Linked DNA regions of Homo sapiens: regions 1 and 2 are each linked to region 3. A link is a contact called in ENCODE Hi-C or POLR2A ChIA-PET data. All regions are on one chromosome and are shown on one strand. Each heading gives the region's core, a stretch centred on a gene start or an enhancer-like site at or near the end of the contact. The rest is flanking DNA. Distances are from core to core; before and after follow the strand shown.

The links. A loop is a pair of places that touch in the nucleus more often than their neighbours do. ChIA-PET counts read pairs that join two places held with the same protein, here RNA polymerase II (POLR2A). Pooled maps may share reads with other maps.
Region 1: a loop to region 3 is called in a map of PC-3, with 4 times the contacts of the local background. The contact joins the enhancer-like site here to the promoter of ABI3BP in region 3. A Hi-C loop is called at or near these places in 4 of 168 maps with a recorded cell type or tissue (IMR-90, PC-3, astrocyte of the cerebellum and 1 more) and 1 of 50 pooled maps. POLR2A ChIA-PET finds 5 or more read pairs at or near these places in 1 of 52 experiments (A673).
Region 2: a loop to region 3 is called in a map of PC-3, with 4 times the contacts of the local background. The contact joins the enhancer-like site here to the promoter of ABI3BP in region 3. A Hi-C loop is called at or near these places in 7 of 168 maps with a recorded cell type or tissue (Calu3, PC-3, aorta and 4 more) and 11 of 50 pooled maps. POLR2A ChIA-PET finds 5 or more read pairs at or near these places in 2 of 52 experiments (A549 and SK-N-SH).

Annotation. Positions count from the first base shown.
Region 1 is chr3:100,897,323-100,901,647 of GRCh38, reverse strand. It overlaps ABI3BP (ABI family member 3 binding protein), which reads left to right. Exons shown (of 68, transcript NM_001375547.2): 4 at 2,754-2,886. Among named protein-coding and RNA genes, the nearest start is that of ABI3BP, 94 kb to the left of the region's middle. Within about 2 kb of position 2,072, at least 3 of the 41 ENCODE cell types and tissues checked have a DNase peak (open chromatin) inside an H3K27ac peak, as active enhancers do; they include PC-3 and endothelial cell of umbilical vein, where a contact is called at or near this core.
Region 2 is chr3:101,064,858-101,069,638 of GRCh38, reverse strand. No RefSeq gene overlaps it. Among named protein-coding and RNA genes, the nearest start is that of ABI3BP, 74 kb to the right of the region's middle. Within about 2 kb of position 2,663, at least 6 of the 41 ENCODE cell types and tissues checked have a DNase peak (open chromatin) inside an H3K27ac peak, as active enhancers do; they include PC-3 and endothelial cell of umbilical vein, where a contact is called at or near this core.
Region 3 is chr3:100,990,446-100,995,362 of GRCh38, reverse strand. It overlaps ABI3BP (ABI family member 3 binding protein), which reads left to right and starts at 1,942. Exons shown (of 68, transcript NM_001375547.2): 1 at 1,942-2,057. The coding sequence starts at 1,979.

The sequences.
Region 1 (4,325 bases), core at 823-3,322, 94 kb after region 3:
ACTACAGGCGCCCACCACCAGGCCCGGCTAATTTTTTGTATTTTTTAGTAGAGACGGGGTTTCACCGTGTTAGCCAGGACAGTCTCGACCTCCTGACCTCATGATCCACCCCCACCTCGCTCTCCCAAAGTGCTGGGATTACAGGTGTGAGCCACTGCACCCAGCCTGCTTTTATTTTTCTAATGTGAATGATCTCCAAGTAATTATTGCCAAAGCATGTTCATCTTTTATGGTACACTGGATACCACACGATAAAAGGATCTTTTTGTTTGTTTGCTATATTTTTCTGGAGGAATAAAATGGGAGAAAGAACAGTCAGCTATTCAGTTATACTAAATAGCTTAAATCAGAAATTAGTTGCCACAATTCCCTCCCCTCTTTCTGCTGATTTCCACTTCTTTTAAGAGCAGCATTGAATGGTTAAGCATTTTGAAAAATACTAATTCTTTTTCCTGGCCTCATAGATCATCCCAAAGCAAAAGGGAAATTCCAATCGCTCCTTACAACTTGTTAGTGAGAGTTGTCCAGACAGTTTTCCACACACTTGAAAATAGATGTACTCTCAATATTTCAAGACTGTACTTCAAAAATATTGAGCCACAAACTCAAGAAACATCAGTGTGATTCCATGGAATCTGTTTTCAGATGAATACTCATTGAACTGTTTCTTGATAGAAATATGATCATAGTACAAATATACAAAATTATGTAAGGAATGTCAAGAGAATGATCATGCCTTAGCACTTTATAACTTCATTTTATTTTGAGGATTCTATGACACTAGCCTTAGAAATTATTGTTTACTTTATGACCAGCTCAGGAAATTGCTTCATCTTGCTCAGGATATAACATCCCACCTTTCTTTTTGGATAGCGGATATAATTTTGTTTTTGTTATCTGCATTTAGGAATAATGTAATGACTAAGGGATTAGCTTCCATTCATTCTATATTTGTATCTGCCACATAAATTTTAATTATTTAATTATTTTTATATTAAGATTCAACCTTAGTGAAATAGTTATTTGGTCATACAAATAATTGGGAGACCATTAGTTTCCCTTGGTCATACAAGCCTTAGGTTCCTTACATGAAAAATATGTCTTTCATCTCTAAATGGCATTATTTTTATACATAGAGAGCCAAGACAGTGATATCATAAAAATAAAACTAGATTGTGATTGAGGAGACCCAGGACTTGAGTTTTGACTTTGCTCTTAATGTGACTTTGGACAATCTTGAAACTTCTCTGTGCCTTATTTTTCATCTGCAAAGTGAATGAGATCGTTGCATCACGTTAGTGAAAATCAACTCAGGAATTGAAAAGGGAAGATCACAATCATCCCAGGGCTTGTTCAAACTATAAGTGTTCCCTGCCTTCACTGCAGATTCTAATCTGCCCTCATTGGAGCTCATACATGACAATTTAAATCACCATCATATAAGGCACAATTACAGCTGGGTCTGCAGAAGTTAGAGAAGAATAAACCCGTGTTTCCAACCATGTAAATGATAACTATCTTTGAAACTTATTTCAAACATCTTTAAAAGTCAACTATCCTATAATGAGGCAATTTGCCACCACTAGGTTAGGTGTATTCTGTGCTAAGAAGGGTTCTTGCTTGAATAACAACTTACAGAACTTAAATTTAACAAAAGGAACAAGCTTGACACAATTTTCAAGAGCATTTGATTCAGATGACCACCAATAGGCTCATGCAAGGGGCACTCTCCTACCTACCTTAATAGAGGTGGCAGGCCATTCTGCCATTTGGCTCCCACTTCATTAGACAGCACAAGTTCTTTCTAGAGCAAATACAACATTCATAGTCTCAAGAAATAAAAGAGGGAATTCAACAGCAATACAGAGTATGTATGTTTTATATTCTGTGTAGTTTTATTAGGCTTTCTATCGGATTTTTATCTTATTTACTCTAATTATTTTCAATGAGTCAGCATTGGTTTTCATGGTTGAGGTTCTTCCTGTTTTTCGCTGCCCTACTTCTGCAGTTTCAGATAATTTTGAAAGTGCAAGTGCCTGCTTCTGTGTACTTGAACACAATCTCCAGTGATTTATTAGCATAACTCTTGGCATTATTTAGATCCAGTTGGCACCATCAGAACAACTGTGCTTCCTGTGTTACCCCTACTCTTCCATCATTGTTAAAAAATGTGTTTGCCTTTTCCATTTAGATACTCATTGTAAAATATATACTTACTACAATAACATGAAGAGATTTTACACTTCTAAATAGGTTAAAAAAGATTATAACCTACAATCTAGATAATAAGGTTTATTTTCTTGTCTTAGATGTTATTTCACACTCATTCACAGTCCCGGGAAAAAAATAAACATACTTTCATTTTATCTGTAAAAGAAATTAAGTGTGTGTATGTGTGTTTGTTTATTTCACTCATCACAGCTAAGACCTCCATATCCTTCCCTGACCCACAAGAAAATAAAACTAGGTATAGCTGGATATTGTTAATATGTGTACATGTACAATATACATATACATGTGTATGCATATATGCATATGCACACATGCATAGACACAAATCTGAAAAAGGTATTTGATTCACATTTAAATTCCTGGGCAAAAATTAGTAATAATGTGGACTATAGAAAAGGAAAGGAACTTGATGTTTTCACATTTTGCATCATCTTGCCAAGTCATCTTTAATGCATTTTACCCGAATCATGGCAACTTACTAAATGTCTCCTGAATTATTAACCTCTATGCCACCTCCACAGGTAAAACTCGTTCTCGCAAACCTCTGCAGCTGGTGGTTGGCACTCTGACACCGAGCTCGGTCTTCCTGTCCTGGGGTTTCCTCATCAACCCACACCATGACTGGACATTGCCAAGTCACTGTCCCAATGACAGGTAATATTAGCATTTGCTTTTAATAGCATCTGTACATGCTTTAGAAGAATATGTAAGTATCAGGACTGTTAGCATTGACTTAACACCTCTTAGCTGTACAGCCTGTTCTAGGTGTGAGGGGAACAAAGTCAGGGGCCCTGCCCTTGAGAAGGTTATCTACCTGAATAGAAAACACATACATGTAATTTTTTTCAAAAATCATGAACTATTATACAAGGAAGTATGAGTCAAATAGCAAATGGGTGGTATCAGTAATAAGTGCAATTAGAAACTCAGAAGGCGGGGCCAAAGGCAGTTAGGAAAGACAATTAAAAGTTGGAAAGTTGATTGGAAAAGGATGGATCTTTGATCTCACAATTGAAGCTCTTAAATCATACTTCTCAAAGTGTGGTTCCCAAAGCAAGCAGTATCAGCATGTCTTGAACTTGTCAAAAGGTAAATTCTCAGGTCCCCCTCAGACTCACTGAGTTAGAAACTCTCAAGGTGGGGCCCAGCCATTTGTGTTTTCACAAGCCTTCCAGGTGGTTTTGATGCCCACTGAAGTTTGAGAATCACTGGCTTAGAAAACTGAGGAGAGACACACAGGCAGAGATATAAGCAGAGGAAAAGCAAGTTGGAAATGAAGCTACCATTTTCTTTGGAAGAACAAATGGGAAAAATCTAAGTATATTTTTAAACTACTGCTATTTATCCATCCAACCATTTGATGCATGTATTTAGATGCATTGGATGGATATGTACTAGGCCCTGTGCTACATGCTGAACCATACTTCTAGGTTGGTTATAAAATGATGTTTGCTTATAAATATTTACTATATTAGCTTCAAAACTCAGAAACTTGCATCTAGAAAAGCATTCAAAATTTTCAAGCTTCAATCAAGGCATTTTATTTTTAAAGTTTTCTATTTTAAATACATTCAAAGTGATTTTTACATTTCAGAAGTTTTCTTATTCCTTTTTGAATAAAAAACATTTATTGAGGTATAATTTAAACACAGTAAAATGCATAAATATTAGTGTACAGTTTGAGTTATGACAAATGCCTATAACCATGTATCCAATACCCATCAGGAAACAGAAAAATTTTATCACTCTAGAAAGTACTTTCCTCCAGAAACAACCATTGATTTGATTTCTATCACCATAGATTAGTTTTGCCTACTCTAGAATTCCATATAAATGGAGTCATATAGTATGGGTTTTCTGACTGTCTTCTTTCGCTGAGCATTGAGATTCATTCATGACATTGCGGATATCAATAATTCATTCTTTTTTGTACTCCTGAGTGATAGTCTATTATGTGAATATTCAAAAGTTTATTCTCTTGCTAATGAGCACCTGAATTATGTTGTTTTTTTTTATGTATATGAATACAGACTGTATAAACATTTTCGCATAAAATTTTGGTGGACATTTTAATTTCTCTTAAACATAAGTGG
Region 2 (4,781 bases), core at 1,414-3,913, 74 kb before region 3:
TTAACATGGGATAAGGGAGTATTTTTATAGGATTTACTTGTGAGTTCAGAACATAAACGTGTAATTGCAAGAATTGCTGCTGTGGGGAGAGTCCTAAAGCAAAAATAAAACTTAGAAACTTGAGAACAAAATGGCAAAACTTAGTCTTATCCACAAAGGAAAAAGAAAGAGAAAAAAATTCAATGGTGCCATAATTGGAGCTCATTGTGCTTGGAGCCAGATGGCTTGCCCTTGGTTTTGGAGGCCAACAGGCCAAATTCCAAACATTACAGCCTGAGATGGCCTTATAATCAAAGAATAAAATAACTGAGGAAAACTTTGGAAAACCTCTAGTCTTTGCTTATGTTATTTTTCTTTTGCCTATTTGGTAACAATAAGATTTTTAATATTCTGTTTATAGTGTTTGGAGTGGTTCTTTCAATCCTAATGCTTGTCCCTGTCCATAAGCATGTTAGATAAACCCTGCAACATAAGAAGAATTGTAGAGGATCAGTTTAATATTTTGCTTTAGGTAGGAACATTAGCCTGTAACTATAGGGAGGTGTGGCAGTTACCCTCAATGATGCAATACTCAGATACACATGACTCTTGTTTAGCATCACATGTAATTATATTGGACTTTTAAGCATAAAGTAATAGCCAAAATAAGTATTAAATAAACAACTTGCCTCCTTTTTTTTGAGATTACTATTAGAAATAGCCAGTTTTATATTCCAGCTACTTAGCTCAGGTTATGTCCCCACCCAGAAATTTTACACTTGGTGATGAGGCATAAATATTTTCTGTGACTAAGTGGGCATATGAATTAGAAGGCCTTTGGATATTAGATAAAATGGAAAATAAGTTTATATGTTTATACAAAAGAAATTAAAAACGTGTAAACTTCCCCTGAAATCGGTGATTCTCAACCTTGGCTGCACATTGGAATCACCTGGAAAGCTTTAATAATATTGATGCCTGGGTCCCACCCCAAAGTCTGCCTTATCTGGTCTTGGTTGTGTCCTAGACGTCAGGATTTTTTAAAGCTGCCTTAAACAAAACTGCTTGACAGACTGAAATGTATTATAATTTGTTGACTTTTCCTAGGTGTTTTATAATGCTGTTAATATCATGATGAAATATAGTCACCAGTCAGTAAGAAGCAGAATAGTGTTTAATCCCATCTTGGTTCTTTCCTTAAATTCACCTACAGATTGTGTCCTTTATTTAATGTCTGTCCTACCCTCAAACTGTATGCTCTCTGAATGCAGGGAGTATCCCTGTGCTATTCTCAACTGTGTATTCCCAAGGCTGTATAAAGTGTTGGGCATATGATAGGCCCTCAAATAGAGTGGAATGAATAAAGAAATACTTATAAAGAGATCTGGGTTATAAATACCTGAAAGCATCAGGTCATGCCAAAATTTCCCCAATATGTATAAATTACCTTTACTTCTTTTCAGATGAAATCCCTAATTCTCTATCAACTAAACTTCCTCTTAAGAAAACGAGCTGGCTGGATATGGTGGCTCAAGCTTATAATCTCAGCATTTTGAGAGGCCAAGGCAGGTGAATCACTTGAGGCCAGGAGTTCCAGACCAGCCTGGGCAACATGGCAAAACCTCATAATATGATGTAGTATTATTATGCCACCTAAGAACAAAGACACTGAACAGAACATAGAGATTATAGTATATGAGAAATACATTTATGATTTATCATATTTGGCTGGGTCAGTATCCTTTTTTACTCCGTTGTTCAACTTTTTTTTATTTTTATAAGTGGCTTTTTTTCCCAAATGAACTTTAGAACCAGTACTTAAATTTAAAAATCCTGTTGTTTATATTCTAGACAACTTTTTATAGGATTTTTCAGAAGAACTAATTATTTAGTTGTTTATCAATTACATGTCCATTCTACTTTTTTTTGTATTTCACTGCTTTCTCTCTTTTTCTCTTTGTCTCTATAAATTTCTGCTTTTAATCTAGTTGTAATTTTATAATTTAATGCTTAATTTATTCATTCTTGTTCTTCAAGGTCAATACTTTTACTAATAGCAGCTTTATAAAGCTATAAGTCATAAGTTTTGGCATAAAGGAATCTGAATTTTATTTTGCTTAATCTTATATGTATATTTGATATTAACCATTGATATTTTAACTACATAGAAATATATATATCATATATATATGCCAAAACTTATGAGTTATAGCTTTATAAAGCTGCTATTAGTAAAAGTATTGACCTTGAAGAACAAGAATGAATAAATTAAGCATTAAATTATAAAATTACAACTAGATTAAAAGCAGAAATTTATAGAGACAAAGAGAAAAAGAGAGAAAGCAGTGAAATACAAAAAAAAGTAGAATGGACATGTTATATATATATAGAATGGACATATATATAATATATATATAGGCAATTTATGCATATTGGAGAAACTCTGGCATGACCTGATGCTTTCAAGTACGTATATATTTTCTCTTTTATGTCTCAACTGAGAGCCTGGAGTTTTTTACTAAGGTCCCCCCACCATACTGGGTTGTGAATTCAGACTTCTGTCTCTCTGATGGACTGAAAAACTGCTGAAATCTTGGCTTCACTCTCTGGCATCTGAGCTGGGGCTTTTTCCTTGTTTTTTCAAGTCTCAATCTGTATGAGTAAAACTTAGCAGTTGGCAAATGGCTGAAGGGCAAATTGCTGTAGTATTTTGAGCTATCCTTTCTGCATTCCCTTTTCCCTGTTACATTCTGGCTTCTTTGGTCTGTGTCTGCCCAGCCTGGGGAGGCTGCTGTCAGTGCCAGCTTACCACTTTCTGCTTAGAAATGGTGGTCTACATCACCAACACCTCTGAGGAAAGACAGTTATAAAAATGTGTTCATATTAGTCTGTCTCTCTTCTTTATGGGATAATTGCCCTTCAACTTCTGATAGCCTCGGTTGCTCTTTGATCCCTTCACTGTTGCATTCAAACATTTTTCTTTATCTTTTATTTAGCTTTTGTAATTGTTTGTGGCAAGAAAATTGGTAATGACGAGAGAACAAAACTTCTCCCTTAACTTAATGCATTCTTTCCTTGTACTGATCAATTCCTTTTTAATTTTAATCTTACCCTTTATTCTAGTTTATCTTAAACTCATTTCTTATGTTTCAGAAAACGCTGTTTTAATTTATGAAAAATGCAAAGTAGATAATTTCTAAAAATATCTTCAGTTTCTTATGGTTAATCGTTTTTTGTGCATACCCTGTATCCCTAAGGCAGTACTTCCTTTCTTTATGTTACTTAATATTGTTTTACTTGTCCTTGAAAAAGAAGAAATCTGTCCAGGTTTTGTGTTAGGAAAAAATATTTAATTTCTCTAAGTTCTCTGTACTTTTCATTAGGTATGGAGTAAATATCTCATCTCTTAAACTGAAAGGGTTTGTTTTTATTAGACATCTACTAGCCAGATTTCCAAGGTCAATGAATCATTGGTTTAGAATGACTCTGCTTGATTTTCTCTTGTCTTTCAGCCGAACTTACTGACTCAGAAGGGTGTTTTTTTCCCTGAATCATTTGAGAACAACTGCAGTTCTCTGACAAGGGTAGTACTTGAACAGTAACAAAACCAAAGGCACTGATTTCCTTGCCTATTCTGTTATTTCACCTCTCTTTTTTAAAGGCTTCGCATCAGAAGAACATGCCTCCGAATGTGTGTTTTTATAAGCCCCAGCTACCTTGGATTATGAAGGGTTATATTCAATGAGAGTTTTGGAAGGAGAATGTCTTAAAAGTTGTTCTTGTATTGTAGAGGAATGACTGCCAAGTGTGGGATGAGGGAAGAGCAGATTTTTTATATCAGGCAGTCCTGGGCTTCAATACTGGTTACCCCACTTTCAAGCTACCCAATAATGGAAAGATCATTTAAATCTTTTTTGATGGTAAAGTTGGTATGATAGTAGCACTCTGCTCACATAGCTATTGTAAGAACAAACTATGAAACGTAATACAATCAGTATACTCTTGGTACAAAGAAAATGTTCCTAAATATTAGCTGTTATTATTACTTTTATTCTTACTCTTATTTTATTGGATTTAAATATTAGTAACTTTCATCCCATCTCAGGGATCAGATTCCTTTGAGAAATCCATGCATTTCATGCATTAATCAAGGTTTTATAATATTTCCAGTTTGATGAGGTGTGGGTGATAGGGCCAAGTGGAAACTAGGGTATAGCAATGAAAAACAGGAAAAGTCTTACAGGAGATTCCTAAGGCTAATTTTTGCAATACAAATGATCCATCCCAGTCATTCAGGATGTGAGGACTTCCATATCAGAGCCCTATTTTAGTGCTATTTTAGTTCCCTGTTTTATGTGCTTTTCTTAGAGTTAGGCTTTAAAATTTCAGTCTTGTGTTTTAAGGCTACAATGAGAAGAACCCTAGAAGCAAATTAGGAGCCTTGTGTTCTAGTCCTGGGTCAGGTGATGTCAAGCTGTATAATCCAGGGTGTATCACATCATCTTTTAGGGTTTTGGTTTCATCTGTCAGGTGAGGAGTTTGGACTAGATGTTTTCTCAGGCTCATTCAATTCCAAAAGAAGACTGATCTAGGGGGAGAGGCTTGTATATAGACATGAATAGATTTGCCAATGCTCATGTTCTATAATACATTCTTAATTTATAGCAATTCATTTCCTCCTCTTCCTCCTTTTCTCTAACCACCCATTCATTCAGATTTAGTGAACTTGATTTCAGATTGAGATATTAATGGTTCACAGTGTCACAGTTCAGATATGTGATCTTGGAAAGACATGAGGTCCT
Region 3 (4,917 bases), core at 693-3,192:
GATTTGACTTTGCCTGCTGGCCATGCAGAGGCCAATTCCTGAATTCCTGCTGGCCAAGCAGAGGTCAATTCCTAACTCTTGCACCAGCCCCTCATAAATGTTTTGAAGAACCAGCCTTCTTTACAATATTTCTGCTGGGTTTGTTCCCCTCAGAAAACCTGTCATTTCCTGCTAACACAGTGGTCTCACTGGCTTAATGTGATGGCAATGACATATAGGAGCAGAACCAGCAGTGCCAGCTGGATAAATGTCCTAACCCCGATTGAGGGAACTGCTTATTCAAGTAAAAAATCAGAGATGAAAAAGACCTGTTAAATAAGCCAGTGCCTCCTGTAGTCACTGCCAGAGCATTCCTATGGTGAGAGCTTAGACCCAGCCAACTCTAAATGACTTTAACAAGGTGCCTTCTCACACTTTATTTGGAAGACGGGGCTGTCTCTTCCATTTTTTCTTCTTTTTTCTTTTTGATAAGTTTTCTAACTAGAATTTCATTTGACCAGTGTTATTTAATTTTTCTCTTACTGTTTTTGGTTCAGCTACAGCACCCCAATGAGGTAAGCGATTTTCAAAGAGTCAGTATAAATATACCAACAAGGTTTAAAGTGCTTTATTAACCCAGCCATTCCACCCATGCGTCTATATATTTTGACCAAAGTGATGTAGGGGGAAAGGATACACATGTGGACTTCAGAGGTAAATATGCCCAGGTTAGAATTATAGTTCTACTTAACTGGGGGCTTATCATTTTCATTATTATTGTTTCCAGTGACTGCCATTTAGTAAATGTTTCCTGTGTGTCAGGCTCTATGGCAACTACTTTCGAAAAACTGCTAGCAAATGTAAGAAATTGATACTGTCATCTTTATTTTAGAATCTAAAATGTAGTAATTAAGACTGGAAGCACTATAGTTAAATGGGCTGCTTAAAATGCCAACACTGTGACCTTGGACTTTCACTTGACCTCTCTGTGCCCAGTTTATCTATCTGTAAAATGGGGATGATGACAATGCCTGCCTCATAGACCGTTTTGAGGAATAAATGTCTTAACATGTGTAAACTGATTCGATCAGTGCCTAACACGGAGCAAGCATTTAAATGTCATCAATATTGATAATATAGAGATGAAGTTTGCTCAAGGACAATTCATTAGTAAGTGGCATCCGTTATTAAGCAGTAGAATATACTAGCATTGTCAGGACACTTAACCTTTTTTCCTCAGCTTTTCTTAATGGCAAAATGGGGATAATGCCATATCTCCTGCAGAGGCACTGGGAAGATTAAAATACAGTAAAGTAGGTAAAGACTCGATTACAGAACTCAGTCCACAGTTGAGGCTCACATAGTAATAGTGCTCTCTCTACGTCTCTACATCTACATCTGTTGAATATATGTGTATACACATATATATTATAACGTAATGTATAGCTTTGTAGCCAAAGACTTACTCTTAAATGTTTCTCATAATACAGGAACTACAGAATGGCTCAAAATATATCTTTATGAGTTTACTCCCATTTAAAAGAATTGGGTTGGTTTACTGGATAATTAAAAAGTTTCCTTCTTAATAAGGTTTTATTTTATATTTTTAACATTTTGATAGCTTTTAGTACATTGTTTCTGGATTCTTTAAAATAGTTTATCAAATGTTTCAAAACTGCCTAAATACTTCTTCTTTCACAAATACAGATCTGCCATAATTTGAATTTTTATATCACAGAAGGAAGAGACACAGTTACAACTTAGCAGAAAGAAAGAAATGTGATGATATGTTTTTGCTGTTGTGCTTTTTTTTTTTTTTTTTTGGTGTGTGTGGGAAAGGGTGTGATGTCATCTTGTCTCCACCCCCTGTGAGTAAGCCCACGGCACAGCTAAGTGCAGCCGCCCGCCTCTGTCACTGGGAGACAGTCCACTTAAATGCAGCTCCAGGGTTGCGAGGCACCCACCAGCATCATTCCCCATGCGAGGTGGCAAATGCAACATGCTCTCCAGTTTGGGGTGTCTACTTCTCTGTGGAAGTATTACACTAGCCCTGGGAAATGCACAGAAATTGCCAAAAGGCAAGTAGCCTGATGTTTTATGTTTTAAAAATAATATTAAGATATAGATGTTTTTAAATGTTGATTTTAAATATGATCTGCTTTACCATACGGGGGGAATAGAGTTATTCTGCAGAGATTCAAAGTTCAAATGTGTGAAGGGGTCTCTTAAACTTTTACTTTCCCCTCCTGTTATTTACTTTTCAATTACAGCTCTTTATTGCAAAAATGAAAACAAACTTATTACATTGAGCAGCTGTTCATCAGAGCTTGAACTGTATACTTTCTAACTATAGTGCTTGTGTATTGAATCATATTGTGTAAATGGATATTATAGTCTGTTAGAAAGAGTTGTTTGGTGTTTTTATCCTCCTCCCCAGAGACTGAATCAGTACTAGCTTAAGATTCAAAAGAAGCTGGTTCTGAAACCTTGAATCTTTGGTGTGAACCTCAAACATACCTGTTGACCAGGAAGCTGAGGGAGTCTAGGCAGGTCAGACCAAAGTACGGTCATGTGCTGATTTGCAGACACGTCCCTCCAGTGGAGTTTGGAAGAGGGCTTGAGCTGTTGGACAGGACACTCCCCCCTTTCTTGGCTAAATTGCTCTCATTTTAGTGTTGGTATTTTGTTTACAAATGTTATCAGAAGAAAATTAAAATTTCTAAATTTTGACCCTAAAAACAACCCTTTGAGCCCATCAGAAACCAAAACAAGAGGCTGTTGCCTCTCTCCTGTCTCTGAACATAAATGTTGCATGTACTTTTGTTTCTCTGCAGAGGCACTTCTCTAAGCCAACTCTAGGTCTGTGAAGGCTTTTTATGGTTGCAGACTGCTGTAGTCAGCAGGATTGTGAAAAACAGGCTGGAATTTACCATACAGTCATGATGGAAAACATCAGAAGTAATGCAGAGCTGCAGGCTTGTCAAGAACCTGGTGTGCCTAAAGTCAGAAAGAAAGGTTGCTAGTGTCAGAATATCCAAAAGATCATCCCTAGGTCCTCTCTCTGGGTAGTCTGCCCCAGGATCATCTTGTCCCAAGTGAAAACTGTTCTTTCCTCGGTGGGTAAAGTGAAACTTGAATCCAGCATGTGAAGGCTGAAGCGGTTGGCTAGTTGATATTTCACACGATAATGTGAACAGCAATAAAAAAGACTAAGTAAACTTTCTCAACTCTGATCAAATAATTAAAGAAAAATAAAAAACAAGCACTCTTAGATCTTTTTCTACCAAGAGTTTTGCTCCTTGATCACAATAAAACTGTGATTTAAATAAATCAATTATGAGCCACAAGCATTCAGAGTTAATTGTACCTACTAATGGAATATTTAACAGTAACATATCATTTGAGAAGAGTCTGGGGGTTTTCTCAGTCTTAATACCTACAGAAGACTTTTATTTTACTTTTTATTCATTGCATAGGGATGATATAGGTGCAACTTTGTTACTGCAAACTTCTGGACAATCCCAGTGCTTTAATTATCGTGTTGCAATCACTAGACACAAATCTCTTGACACAATTTTTCTTTATTTATAATGGGAAAGAAAAAAAAACATAGTTGTCGAAAATGGCCACAAAACTTTTGTTGTTTATTTAAAAAATATTTGTAGTTTTGGTAATTTGGAAAAAAACATCAAATTATAATAATGATAAAAGAAATGGCAAGTCTTGTTTTTAATATTATGTTTTTTCTTTATTGGAAAGCTATTGAGGACCTTTTAGCTGAAGTCATCTTTTTCAAACTGTGCTCCAGGCATAGGTGCACTGTTTGTCCTACAATGGGTAGAGTTTGGGGTGAGGGTGGAAGGGCAGCTGATTCCTGTCAATAACTTGTGGAGTCTTTAAGGGGGGAATCACAATAAGTGTTAGCAGTTTGCACATTCTCAATAAAGAAACCTGTACAACTTTTTGTTTCTCACACTCATTTGACTAAGAATCCTCTTTTCCATAGAAGATCTATAATATCTTAACAGGGGTTTGTCTGTCACAGGACACATTTGGGGAAATGTTGAGTTAAAAAAGAAGAAAAAAGAGTAAAAGTTTTTACTTTTGTTCTTCCTTCTACTTTAGAGTTGGTTAAATACTATTTGTGACTTAAGAAGTGGTTAGAATTCTGGAGCTAGAAAAGATATTCATGATCACTTAGTCTAGTGATTCCCAGACCTTTGGATTTATGGACCAACAAAAATACACAAATATTTTAACATCAGGGTCCTGTTATAGAGAGCATACTTGAATTTTGCTATGTGAGGATGCTCAAAGGGAACAGGGGAGAATGTCTAGTGTTCATAAAAGTAAACAATTTTAACAGATTTATACAATAAATAAATTTAATTTCATAAATAAGTCCATTGTTATTTTTCTCATTTTCCCACAGACTAATGAAAAATTGATCACAGGCCAATATTTGGAAACCACTGACCTAACATAACCATTTATTTTACAAATGAAGATACCCCAAAGCAGGGCAGATTCAGTAACTTTCCCATGTTAATGGTGGAGCCAGGACTTGATACCTAGCTTCTCATTCAAAATCCATGTTCTAACCTGCCTCCTGCCAGATAGGCAGGTTCCTCTGACCCCAGCCTTAGGAATGACATTCTGTAGTGTACATGTGAATGCTACCTATTCCTTGAATAAAAGAGTTTCTTGTAAATTTCTTTAACAGTATTTTAATTTTAACTTTTCTTCCTAAGAACATATCTACATTTTTATGTACATATTTTATATATATATTATATATACAAAATTATATATATATAACCATATATAGTTATTTATAAGAAGTCAGTTGTTATATGTGGTGTGCCTATTTGCATACCTAGTCACATACTTTGTTATAAAAAGTAAGTTATTAGAAGATTTTTGCTTAGTTTTTAAAAG